Linked DNA regions of Homo sapiens: all the other regions are linked to region 3. Evidence: chromatin loops called from intact Hi-C (ENCODE). Cell type or tissue: OCI-LY7. All regions are shown on one strand. Each heading gives the region's core, and the rest is flanking DNA. Links, peaks and the distances in the headings are about the cores only.

The links. Hi-C counts contacts between places; a loop is a spot of excess contacts. Peaks named below come from ENCODE experiments on the same cell type or tissue, not always from the same donor. Only the 100,000 strongest peaks of a DNase experiment are listed, where the experiment ranks them.
Region 1: a loop joins it to region 3, with 2.2 times the contacts of the local background. A loop is called at or near these places in 1 of 110 quality-filtered maps.
Region 2: a loop joins it to region 3, with 3 times the contacts of the local background. A loop is called at or near these places in 1 of 110 quality-filtered maps.
Region 4: it touches region 3 in a loop (4-fold over the local background); 1 of 110 quality-filtered maps calls a loop at or near these places.

Annotation. Positions count from the first base shown.
Region 1 is chr11:26,773,825-26,781,807 of GRCh38, forward strand. No RefSeq gene overlaps it. Among named protein-coding and RNA genes, the nearest start is that of SLC5A12, 56 kb to the left of the region's middle. In OCI-LY7, for the core only: no CTCF peak of the experiment used is centred there; a DNase peak (open chromatin) is centred at 4,817; H3K27ac peaks cover 1,599 bases.
Region 2 is chr11:26,083,472-26,091,454 of GRCh38, forward strand. No RefSeq gene overlaps it. Among named protein-coding and RNA genes, the nearest start is that of ANO3-AS1, 200 kb to the right of the region's middle. In OCI-LY7, for the core only: no CTCF peak of the experiment used is centred there; DNase peaks (open chromatin) are centred at 2,790, 3,406, 3,820 and 4,270; H3K4me3 peaks cover 2,977 bases; H3K27ac peaks cover 4,000 bases.
Region 3 is chr11:26,911,617-26,919,599 of GRCh38, forward strand. No RefSeq gene overlaps it. Among named protein-coding and RNA genes, the nearest start is that of FIBIN, 79 kb to the right of the region's middle. In OCI-LY7, for the core only: no CTCF peak of the experiment used is centred there; a DNase peak (open chromatin) is centred at 3,555; H3K4me3 peaks cover 2,809 bases; H3K27ac peaks cover 3,495 bases.
Region 4 is chr11:27,495,210-27,503,192 of GRCh38, forward strand. LIN7C (lin-7 cell polarity scaffold C) reads right to left here. Exons shown (of 5, transcript NM_018362.4): 2 at 6,593-6,711; 3 at 6,286-6,357; 4 at 4,150-4,359; 5 at 1-3,595. The coding sequence ends at 3,440. Among named protein-coding and RNA genes, the nearest start is that of LIN7C, 7.6 kb to the right of the region's middle. In OCI-LY7, for the core only: CTCF peaks have their summits at 2,263 (motif pointing left), 2,470 and 4,105 (motif pointing left); DNase peaks (open chromatin) are centred at 2,232 and 4,092.

The DNA of each region.
Region 1 (7,983 bases), core at 2,507-6,506, 140 kb before region 3:
AAGCCAGTCCGAGTCCCAAGACCTCAAAAGTAGGGGAGCTGACAGTGCAGCCTTCAGTCTCTGGCCAAAGGCCTGGGAGCCCCTGGCAGATCACTGGTGTAAGTCCAAGAGTCCAAAAGCTGAAGAACTTGGAGTCTGATGTTTGAGGGCAGGAAGCATTCAGCAAGGGAGAAAGATGATGACCGGAAGACTCACCAAGTCTAGTCCTTTCAACTTCTGCCTGCTTTATTCTAGCCATGCTGGCAGCTGATTAGATGGTGCCCACCCAGATTGAGGGTGGGTCTGCCTCTCCCAGTCCACTTACTCAACTGTTAATCTCCTTTGGCATCACCCTCACAAACACACCCAGGAACAATACTTTGCATCCTTCAGTTCAATCAAGTTGACACAATATTAACCATCATGAGTGTGAACCTAAGAAGTGGGTCAATACCAAGAAGAGCAAAGTTGAGAAGTGGAGAGAAACAGATATTTAATGATAACAAAATGTGAATATGTCTTCAGATGTGTGATCTGATGTCTACCTACTTGACTAGGATTTTTGTCCTTATACAGTTTTAATTGAGTTTGATCACTAGTAAACAATAGTCCTAACTAATTCAGCAGCTGTTATTATAAATTAAGTCTGAGGCGTCACTGATTATTAAACTTGGAAACTTACATAAACTCAGGTTTGCATTGTCTTTTATGAGTACTTTTCTAGATCAAAGTTGCACATTTTCTCCTCTGCAAATTTTACTAGACCAAGCATAATACAACTCTTATGTGTTGGCTGTTAATCTGTCACTGACATATCTGAGTAGCTATTCAGATTCATGCCTGATGAGATTGAGATATAAGATGGAGCATTTTGCATGAAGAGTGCAGAGACTAGGAAAAAGTAACAGCCAGAATAAAGCAGGTACCAAAATGTGACTGCAAGCCCATAAGTAAAAAATTCTATTATTAGGAAAAAATATTTCTAGAGAACCTAAAACGAAAAGAGCTTTTCCACATGTTTGACTTTGTTTCATCCTCACAATTCGTGAAGTAGTTATTTTACCCAACTTGCTAAAATTTGTAGAGATGAGGAAGCTGAGGCAAAGAAAAGAGCAACCTGCCTATCAATACAATGGCAAAGAATACAGCATAGGTATGAACCCAGAGAATCTAGAGCCATAGACCTGTTCCACTAACCACTGCTTTAGTGGTCCTCAAAGTGCCATCTCCTGAGTGCTCTTGAGATCTTTCCATGAGATCCATCAGGCCAACATTATTTTCCTAATAACACTAAGGCATGATTTGCCTTTTTCATAGCAACATTTACACTCATGAGGCAAAATATTTGTGGATAAACTGCTGGTGCCATTGCAAAGATGAATGCAGTGGCATCGAACTGTACTGGTAGTCATTGTGTTCTTCACACACTCAGAAAACAATAAAACTCTTAATGCCAAGGACGTCAACGTTATACTTGATAAAGCAGTAAAATTATTCATCATATTAACTTCTCAACACTTGCATGTATGTCTTTTCAGTATTCTGTGTATGATGAAATGACAAGTACACATAAGCCCTTTATATTGCTTGTAAACTATGATGGTTGTCTGAAGGAAAAGCACAGGTGTGCTTACTTGAATTGAGAGATGAACTAGCCACTATTTTTTTTTTTTTTTTGAGAAAAGACCTCACTGTGTCACCCAGGGTAGAGTGCAATGGCGTGATCTCAGCTCACTGCAACCTCCGCCTCCTGGGTTCAAACAATTCTCGTGCCTCAGCCTCCCAAGTAGCTGAGATTACAGTTGCACACCACCACGCCCAGCTAATTTTTGTATGTTTTGGTAGTGATGGAGTTTCACCATGTTGGTCAGGCTGGTCTCGAACTCCTGACCTTAAGTGTTCCACCTACCTCGACCTCCCACAGTACTAGGATTACAGGCATGAGCCACCATGCCCGGCATTTTTTTTTTTAAATAGAACAAAGAATGAGAGACAAATTAGGGTTACTCACACTTGGATATTTTGTAGATAATTTCTCAAAAATGAATGAAGTGAGCCTGTCACTACAAAGTCAAAAAGATGACAATATTTATTGCCATTCATAAAACTTGAGCTTTTAAGCAAAAACTAGAATTTTTGAAAACTTATATTTAGCACTGTGCACTTAATAACTTCCTAATAAAGACTCTTCTCAGCGAGGCATGGTGGATCACACCTGTAATCCCAGCACTTTGGGAGGCCGAGGTAGGTGGATCACTTGAGGTCAGGTGTTTGAGACAATCCTGGCCAACATGATGAAACCCTGTCTCTACTAAAAATACAAAAATTAGCTGGGTGTGGTGGCACACACCTATAGTCCCAGCTACTTGGGAGGCTGAGGCAGTAGAATTGCTTGAACCCGGGAGGCAGAGGTTGTAGTGAAACAAGCTTGCACCACTGCACTCCAGCCTGGGCAATAGAGCAAGACTCTGTCTCAAAACAAAACAAAAAATAGACTCTTCTCATGGTATCAATGATGATATTAAAAATGAAAAGTGTCAGCATTTGGAAGATATGCATAATTCAGTTAACCAGTGTTTTTTAAGTGATCGATCTATATTACAAAATTGCTCACAAGTAAATGATTCAAAGTGCTAAACCATGGGTTATAATGTAAGTGCAAGAAGTTCATAATTATGGTTTCAGAGTCCACTTTGCAACTAACCTTTAAGAAATTACTAATTGTCAAAATTTTCAGTGCAGTATCAAAAAGAATATATGAAATATTTTGACTATTCTTAATGTTCAACCAAAATTATCACAACAAATTGAATTCAGAAGCATATATACTAAGCCAACTATTAAAGAGATTTATAAAAAGTAAGACAATGGCACTCATCACACTAATTGCTTTTGTATGTTTTGAAAAAGAGTTATTTTTATTAAAAACATTATTTTAACGTGTAATTTTATTATTAATATTTTTAAATTATTTAATGAACATATATTTTAAATTTCTCACTTTTAATTATTAAGATAGTAAATATCAATCATAAAAATTACATAAATACAAGCTCTTGGGGTTCCTTAATAACTTTTAAGAGTATAAAGGGATGCAGAGACCAAAAATGTTTGAGAATCATGGCAATATTCTGCTTCTCAAACATAAAACAAATGTAGTATGGTTCTTCCTTCAAGTAACTTGCCTTTTAGAGGAAAGGGGAAACTAAAAAATAAGTAAACAAAATACATACAGTTGGAGAAAAATGCTTTGAAATAAATGACTCCAGGACTGTGATGATAATAATTAGAGGGAGAATAGGAAGTGGGCTAATTTTTCACTGGACTGTTCAGAGAAGGCCTCCTTAGGGAGGTGACAGTTAAGCTGAGATGAGAAGATTAAGAAGGTGTCAGCAATGCAGCAAGCTAAGGGAACAGTCACAGGGGATGGCAATGTAAAGAGGCCGAGGCAGTGTAAAAAGCTTACACTAGATTCCAGAATTGTATCATCCCAAAGCCCATGCTGCACTCTCCTTCTCACAAACCTCAACAGATTTCTCTTAGGCCAGTTGTGCTCTGGCCCTTGGAATAATCCACCTGGAAAACAGAGTGGAGATTGTTTTGAATCTTCCTGAGTGATGGCTTTACATTCAGTTAGTTGGCAGGTTAATCCAGAGTTTGCAAACAGCCTTCCGTTGCTCTAAGGAGTGGAACTCTCAGGAGCAATCCTTGTCAGCAGTGCCAGGAAACTGCTGCTGTTGCAAGAAATAGGAAAAAGAGTGGAATTTAATTTTACTGAAAGAAGATTTAAAGGGTACCTATAAATTGTGTAGCTAGTTTTCTATATCTTGGCCCCAGTCTGGAATTTTTCAAAGTAAATTATTTGAGCCAATTTCACTGTGGTTGCAAATATTACGTCGTGCGCTGTGATCTCTGAAGCATGTGCCTTTTGCTGAGCTAGCGTTCTGTAAAACTGCTGTGAGCTACTGAAGACAGTGGTAGTTCTCACTGAAAGGGTTCTCTTATTCTCCACTCCCCAAGACGCTCGTGAAGGGCTCAGAGGCAAAAAATGAAATGACATCTGTGTAGTAAATGTGAAAAACTATAAGCATGATTTCACAGAATTATGGAATTTCTTTTTATTTCCAAAAGTTGGATGGTAATACCTACATCACCTCCTGTCTGGAGTGAGCTTTTACAAAGAAGTAATTGGGCAAACTTTAAAGGAGTACATGTGTCAGTATCACAGTGCAGACGTTCATGTGGAAGCACTAGCTCAGATGCAGAGGGAGAGCATGAAGGAGAAGCTACATGCTGGGTTCGCATGACACAAATCAGCTGGGTGACTAAGATAATTAAGCAACCCACGATTTGATTCATAAGTCACATCTCTGATTTATAGCCTTGCAGTCGAAAGAGCCTGTGTTCATGGCTAGATATCATAGGGGGAACCATAGATACTTTCCCTGCACATAGATGATGAGGCAGTTTATCTTAGGCTTCCTTTCATTCTTCTCTATTGGGAAACTATACTTTCATTCTTCTCTATGTTACCCTCTCCTTCACAAAAGGAAATTTACTCTCAGAGTTTTAGTTATTGCCCCTGTGGTGATGACTCAAATATTTATGTCCAATCCTGGCCTTCCTGGAAGTTAATATTCTTCATGTTTGTCTGTTGGATGTTTCACTGTATAGGCACGTATCCAAAATCCAACCACACATTTAAAATCAGGTCCTTGACACGACTCTCACTGTTGATGTCATCTCCTGTCTTCTCATTTTTGCACCTGGCTGCTTTTCTTTTCCGGTTTTGGGAGTCAAAATTGGGAAGTTACTGGTGGTTTGTATGCTTCATTGCTTACGTGAAACCCACCAGTACCACATGTCAGCCTTGAGCTAGGAGTGCCTAGAGGTTGTATGCTTAAACTGAAGCATGCTAAGAGTATACTGAAGTAGTAGCCTGGATTCCACAGGGCTTGATTCTCTGTCCTAGGACAGTAAAGTTGTAAGAGAGCAAAACCAAGGTGAGATTCCTCAGATGAAATCACCTTAATGGAAGCAACCTAAGGAGGAGAAAATTTATGAATTTCAATTGGCTGAAATCCCTGAAATAGGCCTGGGGTTTGTTTTTTCTTTTGAACAGCCCTTCAACTCTTCTTTCAGTTCTGTGATGATTTCTCCAATTAATTTCTCCTTTCGAAGAGGTTGAATAAGGAAGGGTGAGGGAGCTGAAATTAACCTGGAGGTTTTTGCTTTTATTTTTGTTTTTTGTTTTTCTTATTTGCAACCAGAAGAACCAAACAAATACATAGGACAACTTACAAATCTGAGCTACATAAAAATCCAATAAATTTATTAGATAAAACAGATAAGTGGTGCTGCTCTAATTAAAGTGAGTGTGAGGGACTTCTGTAAGCCCAGTGCTCTCTCTCTGTCTCTTTCTTCCTCTCTGTCTCTTTCTTCCTCTCTGTCTCTCTCTCACACACACACACGCTCCCTCTCTCTCCCATGCTCTGAGGTAACCTCCAAGGCATAAATCTTGGCACTCTGAAGTGTGCCATTGAAAAATAATTTTTCTGTATCCATTCACAAGTCATGTCAGCTGTTTCTTTAAAATATATTTCATTTTCCTTCCCAACCCACATGCTGTCCCCACCACTGCTAGAGTCTTAATTTGTATCATCTCACACATAACTTTTATTAATATATTCTAGCTGTTTTCTCTGTTTAACATTATTACCTATTTTAAGACATCCTATAAATATGATTATCCATGGCTATCTATTTATCTAAAACCTACAATGGCTTCCTTCCGTTGAGTGAACTCCAAGCCCCTGCATAAACTGAGTAACTGTTAGCTGAGACAACTCTGGTTTTAATTACATCCCCAAATGCATCATTCAGTGCAAGCAGTCTAGGATTCTTATAAAATAAGCACAATCATTCCTTCTGCTACGTCTTTATTCAGGCCTTTTCTCCCTTAGAGAATGTAATCCCTTCCCTAGACCAATTGATTCTTTAATGTCCAGGTCAAGTTTCACCCATTTTCTTCCCCATTCTAAAACGGCTTTTATAGTCTATTGCACAAAATTTAGTATATTATAAGCAACTATCTCATGCTGTTGCCTAATGTTCTTTGTTTGTTTGTTTGTTTGTTCTGAGACAGAGCCTTGCTCTGTTGCCCAGGCTGGAGTGCAGTGGTACGATCTTGGCTCACTGTAGCCTTCACCTCCGCCTCCCAGGTTCCAGCGATTCTCCTGTCTCGGCCTCAAAAGTAGCTGAAATTACAGGCATGCACCACCACATCCGGTGCATTTTTTTTTTTTTTTTTGGTATTTTTGGTAGAGACGGGGTTTTGCCATGTTGGCCAGGCTAGTCTCGAATTCCAGGCCCCAAGTGAACTGCCTGCCTCGGCCTCGCAGAGTGCTGGGATTACAGACATGAGCCACTGTGCCCAGCCTCTAGTGGTATCTTTGATAGCCTGTGAGACATACTAGATTAAGCTTCTAAATTGTGTGCATCTTAGACCAAGAAAAGTGTATTTACACATATCTGAGGCTGACGGTGATTGCCTACCCGGTTTGTATTTTTATGAAAAATCAAGGTTAATTCTAAAAAAAAAAAAATCAATCTATTAAGGATAATTCTAAAGAAATCCATCTAGAAAAATAAGCACCTAAACTGTTACAAAGCCAGTCAGTTATAGAGAAATTAATGTCAGTGCAATAGTGGTGGAGCAACTCATATTATCCACTTATTCAATGCTTTTCTCCAGAAACTAGTGCCAAAGTTTGAGTGGAAACAGTGGTTGAAAATAAAAGTGATTCAGCTAAAATTTTGACTGAGACCTTGAAAGCAATGTTTTATAATCTGTAGAAGACAGGGGAATATAAAGCATAAACATAAGAAAGGAGGACGAGGACATTGTGAATGCACACAAGGGGAGTTCATAAACTTGATAAACTCACATCAGGAAAAGATGAGAAACCGATAAAACATAAGGGGTAAGAATATCAGAGCCTCCTTGACAACCAGAAGATCATGACTCAATATGTCCGAGTAAAGTAAAAATGTCTAGTACCATACCATGACAGTGGAAATGGTTACATTCCCCACATTCACTGCATTTGCTGAAGGAAATGGTAAAAATTCCTATGTTAGCTAAAAGGAATGAATTCACAAGCACTGGAGTTACTCTAAGGGGACTTCATAAACTAGCTGGAAAGGGGCAAAACCTAAAGAGCACTCAAATTACCATGATTCTCATAATTGTGCTTGTGAGAATAGAATTAGAAAAATTCAACTTTGCTATTATGTTGGTGAATTGATTTAATCCATGAGCCAAAAAGCCTGGAAACACAAAAGTGAGGTTTACCTAGAGTCATTATATGCCCCAGTTGCAAAGAATAACACTAGAATGTATGCACTTCCTACAACAAAGAATAACACTAGTATGTATGCACTTAAAAGTGCCCCAGTATGGAAAAAAAATAGTCACCCCACTATTTGTAGAGTTTTTCCATACTATAATTTTTATCTCTTGAGATAAGAGATATGCAACTCTGACCTGGCTAAAGACCTCAAACTGACAGGGCCTGGAGGTGAGCTTCAACTTCAGCGCTTTTGACTAACCAAAGCTTAAGATTAGAAGGGAGGGAAGAAGGAAAAAAAAACATGGAGATTGATGCTAAATTTATCTTGGGCTGATATAACATTCTTTTCAACCTCTGACTGGATGCAAAGTTCTTCAGAACTTCTTTTGCTTTCTTTGTACTTTCAAAGTAATTTTCTCTCATTTGTACATTGTTTTGTTTTATTTTTCACCTTCAAATAAGTAAGGTGAGGTGACATGGTTAGGGAAGGATAAACAATCAGGCTTGCTCCTAGTTTCCCTAACAGAATCCCTTATATTGTCACAGCTAAAATGTGCTAATCTGTTTCACAAGTATTATGTCATTAGAGTTCCCCAATAATCTTGTAACTAAGAACTATTTATTTGCCATTTTAAAGAGGGGAAACTGAGTT
Region 2 (7,983 bases), core at 2,028-6,027, 830 kb before region 3:
TTCACCATGAATACTATGCAGCCATAAAAGGGAATGATATCATGTTATTTGCAGGGACATGGATGAAGCTGGAAGCCATAATTCTCAGCAAACTAAGGAACAGAAAATCAAACACTGCATGTTCTCATCCATAAGTGGGAGTTGAACAATAAGAAATCATGGACACGGAATAGAACACCACACACTGGGGACTGTCGCAGGGTGGGAGGCTAGGGGAGGGAGAGCATTAGGACAAATACCTAATGCATGCGGGGCTTAAAACCTAGATGATGGGTTGATAGATCCAGCAAACCACCATGGCACATGTACACCTATGTAACAAACTTGCACATTCTGCACATGTATCCTGAAACTTAAAAAAAAAAAAAAAGGAATTGTTTTTGTCATTACTTTCAATGGCAGTAATAGGACAATCCTAATATACTGTAATAAAAGTTATGTGAATGTAATCTCTATCTCAGAATAAATTATTGTACTGTATTCAGCCTTCCTGTGATGTGAGATGATTCAATGCTTACATGATGACATTAAGTGAGGAGAATGTTGTAGGTATCGTGATATAACATTAAGCAATATTGACCATCTGTGCTTCTAAATCTGTGTATACCTTATCTACAGGACGTGGCTTGGTGTCACTCACTTCAGTGGATCACTTGCTGAAGACTTTCATATAGACTCAGTGCTATCTGGTGAAAGTTGCTGTCAGTTGGAACACATTTTCTGTCCATGTCTTCCATTCACAAATTGCATGTCTTTCCATCTTACTAAGCACTTATCATACACTGTGGCCAATTGCAGTTTATAGCGCAACAGCAAAACTAGCGCAAACTTCTTTTTCCTTCATTAAAATTTCATGGATAGAAGATTCATTCTTATGATAGAGTTGAGCAAACTCAGCATATGATCTTATTTTCTTATTAAGTGGAGAACTTTCACCTCTTCACTTAAAAGGCACATTTTAGAAATTCTTTATGTCATATTTGAAACGTTAGCATCACTACTCTCATGCTTTGGGACCATTATTAAGTAAAATAAGGGTTATTTGAACACAAAGCCTGTCACATTCTGTCGATCTGATAACCAAGACAGCTACTAAGTGGCAAAAGGACAGATAGCATAGACAGCATGAATATGAGGCAAAAAGGTTTGATTCACATCTCAGGCAAGACGGAGCAGGACAACAGGAGATTTCATCATGCTGCTCAGAACAGCACATGGTTTAAAATGTACAAATTGTTTATTTTTGTAATTTTCTGTTTAATATATTTAGACTACTAGTAAACTGCAACCATTGAAACTAAACAGAAATAAGGGATAAGCAACTGTACATGCATCTTAGAGTATAATGACTATTGTTTCATTTCACTTTCCAATTCTCAGTCAAATTTCTATTTTGCTAACACTAACCTGGACACATACTGGGAAAAGAATTTTGAAGACATAATTTCAGTTTAGCCCAGGTGATAAAATACAACACCCCAAAGAATGGAGAGTTGCCTACGCCTGTCTAGAAATCAGACAAGAAGAATAGGCATTAAATGTGCATTTGGATTGATCAACCATAAATAGTATTCAAAGAGATCACCTACAGAGTAGGTGTAGTTAGGAAAGACAAAACGTCCAAGGACTAAGCCCTGGGGTACACCAAATAGCAGAAGTTATCGATTTGAGAAGAAACCAAATCAGATCCAGGCATACAGGGATGTATAATAAACATATCAAATAAATGCATGAATTTTAAGTTCCAGTGGGCTTTGTCAGGAAATAGCCTAAAGGGATGAGAGAGAAACCTTCTTTCTTCTTGGGAAATATGTAGCAATAAGAGCTTCATATGAGAAATAGACTTTGTATATGTTAATGCAACATTCTTTGTGTTCTGAAATACGTTTTTGAGGGGTAGAAAACAGATCATTCAGTTTTACCTTTGAAAAAATTTCTTACCAACTTCCAACTGACTAGTTCATTGACAAAACAAAGTAAAATTGCTTGTTGAGCAGGAGTCAGATGGTTTGTAGTAGTTGCATCCTAGAAGTCTCGAGAGAAGAGATTTATTTAAAAATATGAGGACTCTCACTATTCTTAGAGGTGCAGTAGGTATTAATTGTACCTTGATTACTACTAATCTGTCTTTCCTGAATTATATGGATTTTATAGCTTGAGATTTCAGTTATTTAAAATTGTATTAGAAAACAAATTGAATACTTAACATCCATGTTTAAATATCAGCATAATTTTTCCCTAAAAATGCTAATATTAGTCTGTTATTTCTGTAATTGTATAGTTTATTAAAATTTTAAGGAAAAATAGCTATAAAATTAATATCAATATTTAGTTCTCAGAATCAATGAGTCTGTAATATTTATGTGTGTGTGTTTGTGTGTGTATTTTTTTTCTTTTTGTTTTCTGAAAGCATTTTCTCTACTGACTGCTGCATGTTGGAAGAAATATTAAAAATGCATCTTTGGTGATAATCAAAAGAATTAATCATAAGTTTAGCTTCAGGCATTTTGGAAAATATGGAATTGGATTTCCTAGTACCTCAACAATTGCCCTTAGTGAGCAATTTAAAAAATCATCAGTAATAAATTGGGTTTGCTTCCATAATAAATGCTGCCTGGCCCAGTGGGACCGAATAAACAAGAGTAGAGAGCAGAGAGGAAATAGGCCTCTTCTCTGAGAGCTTCTAGTATATTTTTTCTTTCTGAATGGCCTTAAGCAGCTCATGACATCTCACTTAATGAAAGGACAGATGAGTTTGTTTTTCATCTTTCATCTAAGTGGAAGCTAAGTGGAGACCTCTTAGCTTCCACTTAGTTCAGTGAATTGTCCTTCTGGAAAGGCAATATATCTCTTATTTCAAGAGATTATAGGTGCTTGATGTTCTCTGTATTATTATAATAGCTTGGTAAAATATGTTTTATAATGATCTGGAAGTAATACTTCAGGTTCCAACTCAGACCAAGTATTAAACAGATCCACAGGATATAAACATGTTGTATTTACACATTTTAGAAGATAGGCATGGTAGTTTTCAAACTGTACAAATTTTTAAAAAGGTTTTATGTCGCTTGCAACCAAGGAGGAGGACATATTGTGTTCTCTATTAAAGGGTAGAGTTAGATTTATATTGATGCATCTGTTTTATATTTTTAGTTGTATAAAATATAGAATATGATCATGTGTCTGCTTCTGCCATTTACTAATTATATAACAGCAGGTGAGTTAAATGTTCTGAGCTCCTCTCTCTCCATATAAAAGGAACAAAATCATACTAAACTGACAACTTTTCATTGAGGATTGGAGATAATTTTTTGAAGCCCCCTAGCAACAAACAAAGCCCATGATAAATACACTACAAATGGTAGTTACAATGATTGGAATAATATCCTTTCTTTGAGAAGGCTTTCATCCCCTTAAGTCATGGTGATTACATCCTTTTATATAGCATTTCTTTTTTTTCAGGTCTAACATTGTATTGTGAAGACACTTTATTACAGAGACACTTTGAAGATGAAAAGTTAAATTTCATTAAGGGATGTTTAGATCAAATGAAAAAGAATAGATTAAGACGTTATTTTTTGAAATATGTGTAAAAATATTGTCATGCTTACTCAAGAGAAGAAATAAAATAGTGTGGTTTTTAAAGTCTTTTTAGATAATAAAGAAACATGAATTTCACATAACCATATATATTATTTTAAAAATAACTTGCTTAAGTATGAAAACATGAAAAAGGAAACTGGCTCCTACCAAATCATATTATGTTTTAAAATGATGCTGAATTTAGCTGTGACACCTGTGGTAAGGTTTCAATTCCTCTAGGAAGGTCTGTTTCAATCTCTGTTTGATATCAGCTGTCAATGGGGGTCACATTCCACCCCCAACTAGGCAGAATCACAGTTAAACATGATATTTAAATACATAGCTACTTAATTCAGAGAGTTTATGATTAAACTGAAACAAAAACATAATCTTTCAAATTGAAAAAAAATGTGTTACGGAGACAACTGTGGACTCAGGATTTTGTTATTCATTATTCAGTACTTTGATGAATATTATCACCCTTCCGATTACCTGTTATTCTGTAGTAATCCATTGAATAATTTTGTGGCTTAAAATAACAGCAATATAATTGTGTTTATGAAGCTACAATTTAGGCATAGCTCAATGAAAACAGGTTCTCTTTAAATCTACCCAGCTACAGCTGGAGTGCCTCTAAAATGGGAACTGAAATTATCAGAATATTTGTTCACTCACATGTCTGGTAGTTGAGTCTGACTGTTGGCCATGGCCTTATGTGCAACACAGACAAGATGGCTCTTAGTGTTTTCTGGACTTCCTCATTACTTGGAAGATAAGTTGCCAGGGTGAGTGTCCCAAGAGAGACGCTGTGCCATGAACAAGCCGTATCACCTTTTGTGATGCAGTTGTGGAAGTCATGGAATATCTGTCACTGTATTTTACTTGGTGAGACTTCAAAAAGTCCTGATCAATTTCAAATAAAGGGAATATAGACTGCAAATCTTGGTTATGAATTGACAAGTCTTGGGAAGAACATGCAAGACAAGAAATCTTGTAGTGCCTTGGAGGGAAAAAACACAATCTGCCAGCCTATGTTTTTTAGTGATCAATGAAGAAGCAGTTAACACCATCAGCAGCAGCATGTATTCAGAAAGTCAACACAGCATAATAAGATAGGTGGGTCATTTGCTTTGAAGTTTCCATAGGTAAAAAACTAGTCTTCACATTATTCTTGAAATGCATTATCCCCAATTTAGACAGTTTCAGAGGTATTAAATAATCCAAGGAAAATTATATATATTTAATATGTAGAATATTTTGAACTTGAAATCAGATCTTTCTGGAGACAATGAAAATATATTTCCCAACTCGATTTATGAGGGTTTGGTAGTAAAGACTTTTGAAAAACAAATTCCATGTCTCCAAACTCTCTAATGATATCATGGGTCACTAAGAAGGAATTAACTTTGGTTTGCCAATGGTATGTGCACATACTTGTTATTTGTTCACATTTTATTTTTCTAAGCAAAATGATTTATGACTTCCTAAAACCTATTAGCTGACTAAGTGACCCTCTCACTCTGAGACAATTAGATATTGTAGTCTAAAGATTATTGAATGTAGAATCAGAAAGCATAGACTTTGGTCCTTGTTGATTTATAATAGAGTGGAAGAAAAAACCCAGAGACCCAAACGTCATCACTGAGTAGCTGAATGAATACTAATTATTTCCATTCAGATTTTTCCATGTGAGAAAAATAATCCTCTTCTGTTTAAGCTACCAGAATGGTCCTTTTGATTTCTTGCAGCTCAATACAGTTCTTAACTGATGTAGATTCTATTTCTTCATTGTCAACAGACTCCTCCAAGAAATTTAATTTTCCACCACAGTTCACAAAGATGTTCCTATCCTCAACTCCTGTGGTTAAAACACATTTCCATGTTTCACAGAAAAAAATGCCAAAATTGTTTCATTTTAATATTAGTAAGAAAGATGAGTTGTTTAACATGGAATTAAAGTGAATAGGTCTCAGACCATTGTAAGACTTTTAAAATAATACAACTATGTATCACGAGAAAGTCATGATAGCAACCCCGTCATGATAGCAATCCCATTTTGGTTTTCTGCCATTTTGTTCCATAAGCATTCTATATTTCATCTTTTTGTTATTATCAAATAGATTATTGCCGAGGACTTCTCCCATGATTTTTTTAAATATAGTGTACTATAAATATGTCTCAGAAATGACACATATAATGCCTCCTTTTTCAAGGTTTACAAAATTTACTAATATATCCTGGCTTTGATAACTTTTGCAGTTTAAGCAGTGATTCCAAATTATTGAATTATATTCTTTGCCCCTGCTGCTGCTCCTGCTGTATATATTTATTAACATTTCTGGGGATCAGCTTTTAGAAATGTTGAACTTAATTATTCTATTCTGAACAGGAGAATTTGCAATATATTTTCTCTGAATCTCACAAGTTTTGGCTGCACACACAAAAAAATGAAAAAATAAATCACGTACCTATTTAATGTATCAATCCCCTTCACCTGCTTTTTCTCAACTATACATCAATTTAACCTTCATAAGTTGCTAATTTAAAACTAATTGGTATAATTGGCAATATTATATTTAATTATTCTTTTTAGGACATAGACATAACAAAATAAATTGTAGATAGAGAAAAAAATTTATAACCTCAGTGAATGGCAATTTCATTCTCCTCTTTGTTCAGGACAAAAATGTTGCAGTCATTCTTGATATCTTTTTCTCATATCCCACATTCAATCTGTACTTAAGTTACACGGGTGCTACCATGTAAATGCATTCAAAATTTAAATTCACCAAAATATATCCAGATTTTGACCGTTTCTTGCCACCTACATTTACAACACACATCTAAGCCACCCTCATCTCTTGTCTGGACTGTTCCTTCAAAATGCCAAGCATTGCTCTCCTGTCTCTGCCAAAGACAAAGTTAGAGTCATAGTAGTTGGAGCAACTTGTTGCATGGGGATCTGAACAGTTAAGGTTGTAGGGGAAGTTAAGAAGCTTAAGAAACCTGAAAATTAGGGTAGCCAGGGGTCACATAGTCATGCAGGTAACTATTAGGAAACAGCAGGCACTGGTGGGAAGGCCACGATGGAAGACACAAATATCTCTGAAGGAAGACATTTATAGGGATGAGAGAAACAAAACAAGGAAAGCAAGACATGATACTAGGATATGACCTTGAAACCTGGTCAAAAACTCGACAGTCACTTTTTTCTATCAGAGACAATAAAAACCTGTGGGTATTGACTGAGTTGGATCTTCGTAGGACATAAACTAGATATATACCTTCATGGAGAACAAGATAGAAGATAAAAGAAGTGGAGCTGCTCTTTAGGTACCTGGGCAATTTTACAGCATTTATAGAATAATAATATAAAATTATGTCACAACTTTAGTTTGCAGAACAAATAAGAAAATAATAGTGTAAAACTATCACAATGTGTTCCATTTAAAGTAATAGATCTAGTTGGACACATTAAAACACATTATAGGCCTTCAGAAGGGGTTAAATATCAAGTCCACATATAATATTTTCTTTATGATAGCTGTCTATGCAATTTTACCAACCTCTTCTGGCAGAGAGAGAGAGTTAAATGATGTGTTACTAAATCACATAAGGCAGGCTCACCTATTGTGCTTCATGTATTTTTTATTCAAAATAAATTTCTGAAAACAGCACAGCATTCCCTTTGGTGTCTGTGCCTTTGTGATTTCTTCCCATGCTGCTGCAAAGAGCTCCTCCAGCATCGCATACTCTCCACAGGGCCGGCACACATAATAAAGAATATCACTAAGGAAAATGTTTATATTTAAGTGATGTGAAACCATGGAGGAAAGAAAGCTCACAAGTGCTTTAACAGTTTTAATGTTAGCTGGCATGTGTTATTTCAAAATGTGTTGTTTCACTTAATAGTTTATTTGTGATAACTAGAAATGAAAAAGAATTGTGGTTTTCAGCATGAGCCGATTAAAAGTCTATGCCCTAAAAAAATCTTTCCTCAACATGAGCACTATTGACATTTTGAGCTCAGTGATTGTTACAGGGGACTGTACTGAGTACTTTGATGTTTAGCAGCATCCTTTGCTTCTACTCCTTAGATGCCAGAGAACACTTAAGTTGTGACCACCAACAATGCCTCCAGAAATTGCCAAATATGCCCTTGGGCAAAAAAGATGCATAGGTGAGAACCACTTCCTTATAGACTAAGTGTTCCTGGAGTCAGATCTTAGTTCCCATTCATACTCTTATCACTGTGGGATTCAGGTTAAGCTAGCACCTCTCTGTGTTTAGTTTCTTAGTCTGTAAAATGTGAACTGTAGGACAAATTGTAAGATAATTTTAAATGAGCCAAAAGATTTTATGGTATCTTCAATGGAAATATGTGTAGCATATCTGATTAAA
Region 3 (7,983 bases), core at 1,332-5,331:
ATGTTTAAGTGTGTTAGCACGGAAGTAGCCACTGTAACAGCACAAACCTCCTAATGAATCCAATTTGTTAAGGTTCTCTGTTAGTGTAGATGATAAGCATAAAAAGAGAAATGTAAACAAGATACAATTGTTTGGGTTTATGCTTGAAAAACAGAGGAAAATCAATAATGTGGTTAGAGAAAAGGCAATTTTCCCAGGAAGCAAAAAGAAAGACTTACTTTTATTTTTATTTATTTATTTATTTTTTCCTTGAGACGAAGTCTCACTCTGTCACCAGGCTAGAGTGCAGTGGCTCGATCTCGGCTCACTGCAACCTCTGCATCCCAGGTTCAAGCAATTCCCCTGCCTCAGCCTCCTGAGCAGCTACAACTACAGGTGCATGCCACCACACCTGGCTAATTTTTTTTTTTTTTTTTTTTTTTTTTGTATTTCAGTAGAGACGGGGTTTCAGCATGTTGGCAGGATGGTCTCGAACTCCTGATCTCATGATCTGCCTGCTTCAGCTTCCCAAAGTGCTGGGATTATAGGCATGAGCCACCACACCCGGCCTACTTTCATATTTCTAGGAAGGGAAAACTTGTCATATCTTTAATGTTTCCATTCAACTTTGGTGACAATGATATACAATGATATGAATAGAAGATCCTTCTGTTGGAACACCTAGAATTCACCTCTGTGCTTTGGCTCTTAAGGAGTGTGTGAGTTTTACCCTATCTCCCTTTCTGAATACAATATGACCTTGCCCAATATCACAACATTCACATAGGAAGTGAGAATCTTCTCCTGAATCTTGTGTACTCTACAGGAGGGGTTTCAAATCTGTCAGTAAAGAGCTATGGGTGGCTCTCCAAGCTTTATGGAATTGCTCATTGCATAGTTTGGCTCTCTAAAAGAAGCAGAAGAGACCTTGTGTATAGGTTGAAGGTTCCTGGAAGCCACAACCTGCTGTTCTGTGATGGGGAAATGGGAGAAATTAGTTAACCCCTCTGGCCTCTTTCTACTTTTTCCTCCTTACCAAGTGCTCACTCTACCTTTGTAACCTTCTTGTCCCTTCTCTTATTTCTTGCCTTCTCCCTCTACTGTTTTTCTCTTGTTCTTTCTCTACCATCTTCTTCCTTTACCTATATCTCTTTCATCTACCTCTTTCTTCTCTACTTTTTTGGTATTTATTTTTCTTCCACTCTTTTTTCAGTTTTGCCAGTAGCCCTTTAATGTCAGGCACTGTTCTATGCAATGCAAAAATATTAAATTAAATTTTAAAAATTTGCAGATTTGCACTCAAGGAGGTCACAATCTCTTGCCGAAAATGAGAAAGCATGAAACACGTTTTCACCAGTTACAGCACACCAGTGTACTACATTCAAGTTTAAGACTGCACTTACTCATAAATATCACTTAAATAAAATTTTGACAGATAATGCCTTTCTCATAATATTTAAAATTAGAAGTGACACTTCATAGATAACTTATTCCTGGTCTGTACTATTATCAACAAATTAGTTTGCCTGACATCATGGAATATTTGACAGGCATATTGACAAGCAAAACAGCATTGTGTATGGGTGTCTCTGGGGCATTTTCCCAGAAAGTCTTCGCTATCAACCAACCTGACTCTGAGTGTGAAGATTCTCATAGCACCCTGTGTATTTCCATCGTACAGTATGTATGGACTTGGGAGTGCAATAAACACTTTATTTCCAATAAATGAATTTAATCTGCTCTGGTTTGAATATCTGTCCCCTCCAAAACTCATGGGGAAATTGAATCTCCAATGTGCCGGTATTGAGAGGCGGAGGCTTTAAGAGGTGATGAGATCATGAGGGCTTTGCATCCATGAATAGATTAATTGATTCATGGTTTAAGAGATTAATGGTTTATCATGGGAATGGGACTGTTGGCTTTATAAGAAGAGGAAGAGAGAGTTGAGCTAGCACACTCATCCCTCTCCATGTGATTCCCTGTGCCACTGCAGGGCTCTGCACAGAGTCCCCATCAGCAAGAAGGCTCCCACCAGATGTATCCTGTCTACCTTGAACTGCCCAGACTCCTGAACTCTAAGAAATAAATTTTGTTACTTAGAAATTACCCAGTTTTAGGCATTCTTTTATAAGCTACAGAAAACAGTCTAAGACATAATTTAATTTACCCATAACCACCCCCACATCCTGTTATCAATATCCATTGTCAATATGTTGCAACCATATCCCACAAGGTTGTGAAATGCTTTCTCTATTCTTTGGGGCATCCTCCTCCTCCCAGGGTATCTAGGGTCCTGGATATTACATGTCTTAGGAGTTGAATTTTCTTTCTACCCAAATTCACATGTTGAAACCCTAACCCCCAATATCTCAGAAAATGTTTGTGTATGGAGATAGGACCTTTAAAGAGGTAATTAAGTTTAAATGAGGCTGTTACAATGGAATTCAATCCAGCCTCACTGGTGTTCTTGTAAGAAGTGGAGATTCAAACACAGACATGCATATGCACAAAGGAAAAGCCATGTGAAGGTGCAGGGAGAAGATGGCCATTTGAAGGCCAAGGAGAGAGGCCTCAGAGGAAAGCAGCCCTACCACAACCTTGATCTTGGACTTCCAGTCTCCAGAATTGTGAGAAAATACATTTATGATGTTTAACCCATCTAGTCTGTGATATTTTGTATGGCAGTAGCACTGGCAAACTAATATAACATGGATCTCAATGACATTCTTAATAAACATCCCATACACTAACTCTACACTCATACATTAACTAACTCATCTCATGCACTAACTGCCCATTCCATACACTAATATCTCAGGATCTACTTCACGGGGAATCCAAGTTGAGACAAGATTATTTGACTTTTCCTCAGGCCCAGACTTCTAGATGTATGCCTGCTTCCTGAACAGAGAGAAGACTGTAAGTTGAAGTTGAGAACCAGACCCAATAACATATTAGAGCTCAAGCACCATCACTTTTAAAACTAAAAGCCTAACCTAATGGAAAGAATACCCTGCAACTGTAGAATCTTGGGGTCTTAGGGTGCTTGCTAGCAAAGCAGTGTCTTAGGGTGCCTGCTAGCAAAGCAGTGGCAGTGTCCACCATTTCATCAACCAGGAAATGGTGGCCATCAACCAGAAACTCTTGTGCTTAGTTGAGTAACTTAATGTAACAATACTAATGACCATCCAGGTTCCAGACCTAGATGGTCATTACATCCCCTGAGAAGTTTTCTTAAAAATACAGGCTCCTGGGCTCTACTCTAGACCAACTGAATCAAAATTCTCTAAAGGTAAGGCCCAGAAATATAATTTTTAAATCTTCCCAGAGCATTCTAATCATAATGGGTTTAGGAACCAGTGGCATAGAATATACGTAAGATATACATGTGGACTCCCAGTGGTAATGGGAGGACACCTGGCAGGTGATAAGGCAAGAGGATTCAATTGTCAACAGAATGGTGGTCATATTTGCATTTAGAGACTAGTGAGGCCTCAGGAGAAGGCACATATGTTGTAAGTAAAACCTGTTTTGATGTGGGATTCAGCTAAAACCAGATTCGGTTTCAGCTCATCTACTTACTGGCCGTGTGTCCCTGGGAAACACATGCAAATTCTTATTGTCTCAGTTTCTGCACCTGTGAAATAATGATACAAGCACCTCACTTTAGGAGGTCGCTGTGGAAATTACATTGAACTTCCTGTCCCTCGCCCCTCCCATTCCTTTCACAACGTCTGGCACCCCAGTAGAAACTCCATTAACATTTAGAAAAGGAGATGTAAAAAGTAAAGATCAGTAACAAGTACAATATCTCTTCTCCAATTTCTATAAGAATTTTTTTTCTAATTTCTGTAAGAAGAATATTTGGAAGGTAGTGGCCCACTTAGAACAATTTAAACACTTTCATTTTTCAGAGTTTTTATTTAGGCCAAAATTGGTTTAAGGACAGAAGATAATTCTCTAGTGACAGGACATTTTTTAATACTGAGAGTAGTTCACTATGTGGGTCATTGGCTCTGCTTACAGCAAAATAGTTGTAAGGAGTTGGATGAAAATATGTAAGGGAGGCTGATCAAATCTGCAAATGACAGGATCAGGAAGGGAGAGCTACTGCGTAACTTATCACGAGAGCCTCCAAAAGACCTTGACTAATTATCCTGGTAGGTCAAAGTGAATAAGATGCAATGAAACTGGCGTAAGAGTAAAGCCCAGTGCTGGGATCCTGCACAGTATTTTAGCAAATAAAAAATAGAAGGGACTTAATAAATAGTTCCTGTAAAAGTCTCCTAAGAGTTTTAACTCACTAGGAAGAACAGAATTTTCTCACATCTATTTTGTGCTTCCATAGAATATCATACCTATCATAGACTACAATAGCATGTAGAATATTTTGCTGCATCATTCTTTGAGAATCTGTCTCCTTTTTAGTATATGTGTAATATAAAAATGAGATTATGTCTTGTTTTTCTTTAAATATCCAATATTAATATCAGATCTGGCACAGAGTGTATTCTCAGTAAAGATTTGTTCTATGAGTTGAAATATGTGTGAATGTAAGAATAATGGTATACATCAACGGGATAAGGTCCTCAAAATCAAGGTATGAAAGAAACGGTTGCCTAAGTAGGGATGGAGAGAAGGAGTATGTATTTATTAACCAATATTTATGATGTTAACTTCCAAAGATTGACTTTGCCTGCATAACAATTCTACAAGGGCAGTGTGATAATGTAGCATTTTCTGAGGTATGATCCTCACTTAGAAAGGACTCTGAAGAAAAGAAATACTCAGGGTAAGAGGATGGTTTCTTTCTTCAAAATTGGTCAGTAATTTCTTAACACTCTAGCACTCTGAGATTCACAGTATACTGTATTATGTTAAAGGCTCTGAGAAGTTCTACTACAAATAAACCTTGTTTGTCCTAATTTTCAACCCTGTTACTGATGAATTAATTTAATCATGGAATCAATTTTGTGTGTGAGAGATACCTATTATCCTCCCAAGGAAAGCACTGGGGCAATGCTATGGGGTAGAAGCTCTGAACTAGGAGTCAAGAACTCTAGGTTCTTGTGGTGACTCATCATTACTGACCTCATGTCCTTGGACATTAAAGCCATAGTTTCCCTATCTCTGAAATGAGTTGCTAATGCTAGATTTCCTTTCATCTTTATCACTGTCATGCCTTATGATCCATGAAACTGGGAGCATGCTCTAACAGTATTTGTAACTATGGTAGTATGGTAGACATTGCTGCATCTCGCCAATACCCAGACCTTCTTTCCTTCCTCTGTATATGGGAGACTATGCTTCCCAGCATTTTGGAGACTGGGGGAGTCATGTGTCTTGTTCTGACAATAATATACGGCTAATAATAATGGAATGGGATGCGGCACTTCCAGGCTGAGTCAGCGAAAAGCACTGCATGATTTTCCATTCTTTCTCCCCAGTGTTCCAGCAATCATGGAGAAAGCCTCACATTGAGATGGTGGAGCCACAAGACCGAGGTGGTATGGATTGCTGAATCACTGCCCTGGCAGCTGCCCTGGAGAGTTGTCTGGATTTCCAGCGATTTTTGTGTTAGTGAGAAATAACTTGAGGTGTTAAATCATTGGGATTTGGGGGTTGTTTGTTACCACAGCATTAGTCTAGCCTCTCCTGACTAATAAAGTAAGGCAACTACTTTAATTCAAAAAACATTGACTCCCATTGTTAACATTCATCGGGACCAATGTTTTATATGCCTTTTGGTTCTTGCAATTAAAAGATTATCATAAATAAAATATATTAATCCTTTTAACTTCAAATAGTGTTATTTAGGCCACTATTTTAAACGCCAAATTTCAGTAAGAAAAGCATAATACCATGCCTTGGGTCTGTCACTCCTGACTTCCAAGGAGTTCAGATTGTTTTCACACATGTTATCCAGTTTATGCTCCTGCAGTCCAGGGACATAGACAAAGAAAAAAATACGCCTATTTTACTAAGAGCAGAGTGCAATGCTCAGAGAGGGTGCATAATTTTTTGGTCCACAGAGAAAACAGATTTTATAATCATGCTTCTACCTCACCCAATACGAGGCTCTACCTACTCATTTTTTATTTTGCACTAATTTGTGCAATTTTGTGAAATTTCCTCTTTAAATAGCCATCACAATTTATCTGCCCCTCTCTGGTGGCATGCTTTGTTTATTTAAACTTTATATTTTAACAATCTTTATGGAGCTCCTGCAATGTGAAGAATAAGATTTCTGGCAATGAGAGGGGTCAGAAGCTGAGAAACAGAAGCTAGGGGAAAGATATACAAACGGAAGTTAGTCTCTTAATTTACCAGAAGTTTATAGCCAAGTAGAGTTTGAGGAGGTCAATGGAGAGGAAGCAGACAAAACATAATAACACAAGGGCTTGCATGAAAAACCCGGCAGGCTAAACATGGAACTCATCAACCTGCAGGTCCTCATGAAGAACTCTCTTTCAGATTGTGAGAGATACTGCTTTTAAATTTAGTCTATAAAGCCTGATTAGTGGCTTTAGGTCTAAAGCTAATGGGACAGAGGCTTCATCTTCCTTATTGTGTCTTATCTAACAGATGGAACATAGTAGGTACTCAATTAATTAATGAAGAGTGATAGGGGAGAGGAGACTAGAGGAAGGAAGGAAGAAAGAAAGAAAAGAAGAAATAAGGGAAGGAGGAAAAGGAGAGAGGGATAATTGAATTACAAAAAGAAAAGAAGGAGGGAAAGAAGGAAGGAAGGAAGGGATGGAGGGAGGGAAGGAGGGAGGGAGGGAGAAAAGGGAAGGAATAGAGCTTTATAGTGTGTTTACAGTCTAGGTTCAGTGTTTACTTACAAATAACTCTACCCTCACACCTGGAGTGATCAACTAGAGTAAACTCATGGAGATAAGAAAAGATTTTGTATTCATGAAATAAAAAGGTGCCAGGAAGAAGACACAGAGAGACAGGGAGAGAGGAGAAAAGGACAGAGGGAAGAGAAAGAAAACAATCAATAATAAAGATCATTTGGAAATTTGTATGTAATAGCCAAATAAAAATTAATTAAAATATTCAAAGGTAAGTCAAAGAAATCATTAAGACAGTAGAAGTAAAAGATCAAAAAATATTTTTAAAATAAGGGAAAAAAGATAAGACAGTGAAAGGATCAATCAAGGATGTCCAAATTCCACTAAAGGTATCCAGAAAGAGGAAAAAAAATAGTGGGAAGGAAATTACCATATAAATTATTTAAGAAAATATCCTCAAACTGAAGGGCATTTAACACCAGGTTGATATAATCTAGCACCCACTGTCTGCCCAGTCATAGCTGATACTAAAACTATTCAACATCTGTGAAGCATGGGCACTGTTTCAAGTTGTCACAGGAAAGCTATTGTCAGACAGATTAACATGCAGGATTTTTTTATGGGGTGCTCTTGGATTCAGTATTTGTGAAAAAGAAATGAAGGAGGCAGGACTGGGGAGAAAGGCAAATTGTGCTGTGTCCCAGTGAAGTCCCACATGACTGGAAATCTGGGAATTGAAATGGCCCTTCAGAAGTCTCCCTTATTGGGAGAAGAATAGGACTTTGTACTCAGCATTGATCATTGATTGAATATACATTATTCCTGGAAGGGGAAATGACTACAAATATGGCAGTTTTCATTAGCTCAGGCAAGAGAGATCTCAGCTGAGGGCTGTCATCTAGCAGTACTCCCAGCAGCTGGAGGAATAAATATTTCATTCCTGAAGGGAAACCTTGGTTGCACACTACAGCAGTGTTATAGGCACCACACAATCATAATAATGGACTTTGACTTATATACTGCATTTTTGTGCATTGGCTGGATGTTGCCTGTCATATTGAATTGACAAGCAATAATTTAAAAGCCATACTAAGGGACAGTATTGGCAATTTTAGAACATCAGTATTCCCACATGCTCCCAGAAAAGCAAAAACAATATATCACATAGACTTCAACAGGAAACAGAGTGGCACCAGACTTTTCAACA
Region 4 (7,983 bases), core at 2,227-6,226, 580 kb after region 3:
GTAATTCCAGCACTTTGGGAGGCCGAGGCGGGCGAATCACGAGGTCAGGAGATCGAGATCATCCTGGCTAACACGGTGAAACCCCGTCTCTACTAAAAATACAAAAAAATTAGCCGGGAGAGGTGGCACACGCCTGTAGTCCTAGCTACTCGGGAGGCTGAGGCAGGAGAATTGCTTGAACTGCCTTGAGGTGGCGGAGGCTGAAGTGAGCCGAGATCACACCACTGCACGCCAGCCTGGGCAACAGAGCAAGACTCTGTCTCAAAAAAAAACAAAAACAAAAAACAAAAAAAAAATTTGAATCGTCAAATCCTAAAGAACTAGGCTGCTATTATCTAGTATTATACTAACAAATGAAGTGCCCACATTAAGACAGTACATAATTATTAACGACAATATTTCTCATCTGCAATTTTTAAACATGCTTTCTCAAATAACAAACACGTATTTTTGTAAGTTTTAAAGGCAAAGGGGGCAGAATGATGACAGACATAAAAAGCTCACATTTAAATTACTGGTAGATTTTATTAAAAAAAAGAAAAAAGAAAAAAAAAGATAAGACTGTAATTACTTCCCAAATAAGGAATGCCAAGTACCTTTTATTCCTAAAAGAAATTACTTGGCCAGGTGCAGTGGCTCACGCCTATAATCCTAATGCTTTGGGAGGCTGAGGTGGAAGCCAAGGAGTTTCAGGCTGCAGTGAGCTATGATCACACCACTGTGTTCCAGCCTGGGAGACAAAGCAAGATCCTGTCTCTTTTAAAACAAAAAACAAACAAACCAAAAAAAAAACAAAAAAAAAACCTAAGAAATGTAATTAATCATTAAGTAGCTGCAAATTGAACTGTTCTATTTTGATACTTCCTAAGAGTGTCCAGTGTAATCAGATCATTTTATAATGGGTTATTGACCCTAGGTGTCCTTTAGAACCACCTGGAAAGCTTTACAAAAAAAAAAAAAAGGGTGATTTTGATTTAGTTGTTATGGAATAGGACCCAGGTATCAATTTTTTAAAGCTCTGCCAGGCTAATATGTAGCTAAGATTGAGAATCACTAAGTCAACACATTTTGATATATCAAGAAAATAAATGGAAATGGGGGTGATAATTTATATTTGTAATTTACAAATCAAACATCTATCATACACTTACTATGTACCTAGTTTTATTCACGAATCATCCATTTCTAAGATAAAAATTCCCATCATTTCCTCACTGCACTAAACCACCACTGTACATCTTTGCCAATGAATGACTGTATTTTTCTATGGTCAAGATTTAAAATTCTGGGATACATTATGAAAACTGCATTAATGAAAACAACCTACTGCTATTCATGCTCAACAGTAGCAAGCTAAACTACTGTACTTGGCTCCTTTGAGCTACCCTTATTTTAAGAATTATAAATAGGTGTCAACCCACACAAAGAACAGATTGTGGATTACCGTAGGGAAAAAAATAGCTTACTCAACTTACTAAAAGTTTCAACACCAAAAAAGATTTAACTTGGCTGAAAGTTCTGAAACAGCTGAGACACAGAACCAGGAAGCTATAATTTATAATGAAATGTTGATACATACTTAAAAGCTACTGCAGCTGTAGCTATACTAAAATAAGATTTCTTCAGGGTTTACTTACCCTGAAATGCAAGAATACAAGCATAACAATAATATTACTGTTTTTATATGCACCAATACCTCTCTTTAATATATAAAGCTCTACAACAAATACCTCTAATAATTTTACAATTAAATTAAGTCCATACTTCTATACTACTTTGGTCTCAACATTTTTAAAACATCAATTAATTTTGAAAATTTACAATTTAACAACATGATCCTATCAATAACAAGCACATTTTGTAGTGGATTAAAGACACATTCAACCATGCAATCCAGTGTTCAATACCTTAATGATAAATAACAATGCTGATTGACTTTTATTTTGAAAAATCATTGAAAACTGGAATAATCATCTGAGACTCACAGTGATCACAAACATGCAGAAAAAAGCATACAATTCTATTCTTCCTGAAGGAATGTTACAAAATGCCCACTTTTTTATATAGGGTCAATATGCCAAATTACTTATATTTTTCAATCCATCATCTTCTAACATTTGTCACTTAAATTTTTCTTAAAGTACAAATGTTCCTGTAAGTTGTAACAGAAAATGAACCCCAACTCTTTCAGTCTTTAAGACCTCAGTCACAGTCCCACACTAATAGCTGCCTTTTAGTAAAATAGTGACATCCAGTGGACAAATGAAATATTTCTCAAATTCCCATATTTGAATCATAAACAAAAGTTGCCTCTTTAAATCCAACAATTTTAGTATGAGTTCCTACTTATTTTGATGGAATCTACAGATTCTCATGAATACTTCACATCATAATTTCTATGTATCTTAAATATATCCTCTTTTCTTCCTATTTAAAATCAATTATTTAAATTGAGCTAGTAAGAATGTCTACTCTTGAAGCTAGTGAGGTTAAAGGTATTACTTTTCCTTCTTTGCTTCAGCTACTTCCCACCACCAAATAACTGGTTTGTCTCTAGGAATGGAAGGACTAAAATATAGGGGAAATACTGTGCATTTAAATAAAAATGAATAGTATTTAAAAGAAATCACAAAAGATGAAATCTGAACCTGTTTTGCATTTATAATTTGATGTACGGTTGAACATAAATAGGGATGTAATAAGTAATGCTATCAATTACATCCTCTTGCCTCAATGCTCAAATATTAAGAATATGTATTTTAGCAATGATTGTTTCAGTGTTTAAAAACTTACTTTCATAAATCAGTATAAATGAATATCCATTATATATTATGTTTAAGTAAAAGTGAAAAAACTTGCACTGTACTGAGTCATGATTTACCACTGGTTATATATATTATGTGTGTGTTCAAAGTACAAAATGCAGCAATGATGTTAACATTGACAGTGTAATGAACTGCCGTAGATGAGACTGTTATGCTTAATTTCTTGGAAAACTGTAAAGAAATTTCACAGGTTAAAAAAAATAGAGTAAGCAAAAAAAAAGAATTGGAGAACTTTACTTTTAAATCAGCAGCTAAATGAAGAAAACTTTTCCTTTCTAAAAAAAGATTAAGAATGTAAAAGTACATTTTAATATTAAAAAAGCATTTTAAAAAATCTATAACAACTTTATGACAAAATCTGCATTTGAAAAAGGCCTGTAAAAACAGTAGGACAGAATTGCCCTCATCACCTTTTACTTTTTCTTGTCAGAAAAAAGTGTATGCATCTCTGGAACCATAAATGATGTTAAAATAGGCATTTATAAAATGACAAGGAGAATTTCATGATAAATTTGTTTGTTTTCTTACAATCATTGGCATTGCAGCCATTAGTAAGTCACAAGGAAAACTTCTCTAGCTAAAACGCAAAATGAAATATCAAGTTTTGAAATGTATTAGGTCTGTTGCCTGCGTTTTGCTGATCTCATTTTTTCAAAGCGCGACTCCATTTCTTCTAAGACTTTGGGTGTGTATCGTACCACTAATTTAACCTTTCCTTGTGCGGCTTTCAGCAGTTCTACAGCTTTTTCATGATGTTCTCCTTCAACACTCTAGGGGAAAAAAAAACAACCAACCATACACTAATATCTAAGTTTTGAAAGTAACTCAAAATGCAAAAATGTTTACAATATATATAATGAAGAAAAGTTTTAATGTTATATTATTCCAACATTACAAAACTAAGAAATAATCCTGCCTTACCATTTTAATCTATATGAAATCCTCTCTTACATCATATTCTGTTTATAGTCTAAAAGCTGGCTTTTAAGTTCCAAATAATTAGCATATTAATCTATATGCCTTATTATTTCAGTAGATCAAGCAATTGGCATTTTATAAGAGTAAAATGAGGGTAGACTTCTAATTTAATGTATTGCCTTTAATAAAGAGCTTATGTCATAAAAATGACATTAAGCACTGCTAATTTACACTGCAAAATACACTTATAGTGCTTAAAAAAAAGGATCACTGTATTAATAGTACTGCCTAGGATTCCCTCAAGGCATTTCTAAACCACAAGTTTCTTAGGTTTCTCCTATTACTCAAATACGCCCCCAGGTGGTCACAACAGATCACTACAAATAGAAATAAAATTCATCCTTACCACTCCATTAACAGAGAGGAGTTGATCTCCACGTTTGAGGCCCCCATGTCTATCAGCAATTCCACCTGGAATTATTCGGGATATATAGATTGGAGAGTTTTGTTCTTTGCCTCCCATAATATTGAATCCAAGGCCCTCTTCTGTTTTTGGTAGCTCAACAACTCGAGGATGAGAATGTCCTTCACTGGCAGCAAATGCAGCAACAGTAGCCTGAAAGAAAGTTTTACATATTAAAAATATGACTTTTATTTACTTCAGTTCTTTCATCTTTTGTTTCCCCCCGAGATGGAGTCTCGCTCTGTCGCACAGGCTGGAGTGCAGTGGCGTGATCTTGGCTCACTGCAAGCTCCACCTCCTGGCTTCACGCCATTCTCCTGCCTCAGCCTCCTGAGTAGCTGAGACTACAGGCGCCTGCCACCACGCCCGGCTAATTTTTTTGTATTTTTTTTTAGTAGAGATGGGGTTTCACCACATTAGCCAGGATGGTCTCGATCTCCTGACCTCGTGATCCGCCCGCCTTGGCCTCCCAAAGTGCTGGGATTACAGGCGTGAGCCACTGCGCCTGGCCTCTTTTGTCTCTTTTTAAAAACTACTTTTGAGCACGTATTTTTGACGTCTGAATGCTCACAAATTCACTGGTGATTCTGAGAAGGTAAGCTAAACAGAAGGTATTTTAGAGACGACAAATGAATAATTTCGAGTTATGCAGGAAATGTTACGATTTTTTGTTATGATTTTTTAGGTCATTCCTAGCCCATTCAGTGCCCACTCTTTTGTGCAGTCCTGTATGCGCAGGGCTTGGCAAGCAGACTTACTGGGCAGACTGATATTGTACATGGTAAGGAGGAAAACCCCTTCCCCAGCATGCTAGCAGCCCTGGGCTTTAGATCTGGATCTCCCAACTCCTTCAGGAGCCTTTGTGCAGGACACAACCTACCTATATAATCAACATGGAGTTGCCCTTATATGTAATCATTTTGGCTTCTGTACTATTTGTACTATATACTAAATATCTAAGATGTCAAGAAATAACTCAATATTGAGAAAAAGAGAGGTACATATAGCCAATCTGAATGTTTTGTTGCTTTAGTTAACTAGACACAACTAAAAATCCCCACAGAAGATGAAACAGAGCCGTATCTTCTTTAAAGCTCAACTTTAGACTAATCCAAACTAATTATAAAGTTGAGATTTTGTTTCACTTTGCTTTAAAGGGTAATTATCTAGTACCATTTTTTTGTGATGGATCACAAAAATGGGGAGGAGGAAAGAAATCAAGATTTACTGAACACCCGTTATCTTTGAAGAAATCAAGATTTACTGAATACCCGTTATCTTCGAAGCTCTGAAAAAGGCCTCATTTTTCAGATAATGGAATTAAGGCTCAGAAATTCAGTAGGCTATCAAACTCACACAACTCAGCAATTAAAACCATGTTTCTCTGGTCTTTTCTACACTGATAAACTATATCCACATGTTTAAGTATTTGTATTCAACAAAGAATCCACCATTTCCTTTTGTGAGCCAGTAACTATCCATAAAAAACTATCTGCTGATGATTAATTTAAGTCACCGACTGCTGATATTACCCTGTTCAAACCCCCTATCATGAATAGTGAGGTCAATACCTAAATTATTTGAGGAAAACAATGGCACAGAAATGCAGATAATGTAAAGAAGAAAGCAAAAATCAACTCGGGGAAGTACCCCAGCTCTATCATATGCTATTTGTGTGGTTTGCGGCAAATCACCTCATGCTTCCTCATCAATAAGATGAGGATAGTAATTCATATCTTAAAATTCTGATTAGATTTTGTATAATGAATATTATATAGTATCATATATATAACATATACAACACAATTATATATTGCATGATACATATTGTATGCAAGTACATTTCTATTGCATTATCTAAACTGCATGATAAAATAGCTTATGTAAGCTATTTATCATGCAGCATTTATGTAAAGGCAATAGAAACAAATGTCTTATTTCTTAGTACTTGAGAAATTTGGTGTAGCTTGAAAGATACATGTTAGTCTTCAAAGTAAGTTTATTATGAATTTAATAACTCCATATTTTAAACTTCTAATTTATGAAGAATTCTTACTTTTGGAAAACAAAAAAATTTACCTTTGCAGTAGCGTTCGCTCTCACTTCAGGACTGCTACTGATGTCCACAGTCTCATAGACATGTTCATATACCTGTAAAAGCCAAAGTTATATCTCAGAATATACCATGCTTGAGTTCTCTGTGAAGTTAAAATTTCAGGCAAAGTTATGCATCTTTATAAAATGGTTTTATCAGAAATTCCAAAAATGAGAGGGACTGGTTTTAATGTTTTCTAAAGTTTTTCTTAAGAAATGTTGAACCCAAATTTAGAGTATTATCTGACCTAATTAACTCAAATTTTTGTAAATTTTAATGATGTTTACTCACCTCTCTCACAGCATTGCAGAATTCACTTTGAAGGACTCTTTGCAAAGCCTGAAGTTTCTGTGGTGGTACTTCTCCACTCCTTTGTAGTTTTTCCAATAATTCAATTGCTCTACAAATATCTAGAGTTAAACACACACACAGATAATTTTCTCCAAGGGTTTTCTCAATGCCTATGTAACAGTGGGGCAGTTAGGATTCATTCCTCAAGGGCAAATAATATACAGACAATCGAGGGGAAAAAAAGCATTGAATTTGCACATTTGGTGGGAAGGAGACTGTGTGTGTGTACACACATGGAGGGTGAGAATGTAAAATGTAAGAACACTAAATTTTACAGTAGATAGGAAAAACTACTGAGATTACAGAAGCATAAAATAAGACCTTGGAGAAACACAGGCAAATTGAACACAAAATACCAAATGTCATCGGAAAGGACTGTGACTCAAATGTGACCGATACATGAACATTGTACTGCTTCAGAAAAGCTAGCAATATTGTCAGAAACTAGTCAATAAAAATTTACCTAATTATTATTAGTAACCAAAGCACTGAACAGTACAAGGCACTATAAGCTAGTAAAATCACTGGTCATTCCTCGAAAGAAACATGATACATAGGTAGATAACCACTCGAGAGCAGATGCAGTTAGTGGCAGGGACACATTTAAAACAACCATAAAAATGCAAAAAACAAGCAGTACAAATGAAATAAACTGATTTTTTTTCAACTTAATTAACACTGTTAATTCAAACAAGCTCCAACACTTATGTTTACAAAAAAGAAAAATAAAAACAATTAGCTTTATCAATCTGGTCTCAATACCACCTGTGTGACCTTGGGCAAGTTACATGATGTCCTTATGTCTCAGTTTCTTTCACTGTACAATGGAAATAACAGTACCTTCCATATAAGGGTTATGAGGAAGAGTTATGAGTTCAGTTAACAACTGAACCACAAAATACATAAAAAAGGGCTTAGCAAGCAAAAGTGTTATGTTACATTGGTACCAATTAATCATAAGAAATATTGGCTGGGAATAGTGGCTTATGCCTGTAATCCCAGCACTTTGGGAGGCCGAGGCGGGTGGATCACCTGAGGTCAAGAGTTCAAGACCAGCCTGGCCAACATGGTGAAACCCCAACTCTACTAAAAAAAATACAAAAATTAGCCAGGCATGGTGGCGGGTGCCTGTAATCCCAGCTACTTGGGAGGCCGAGGCAGGAGAAGCGCTTGATCCCAGGAGGTGGAGGTTGCAGTGAGCTGAGATTGTGCCACTGCACTCCAGCCTGGGTGACAAGAGTGAAACTCCATCTACAAAAAACCAAACAAAACAAAAACAAACAAACAAACAAAAAAAACCCTAAGAGGTTGTATACATTTATACAAATGTA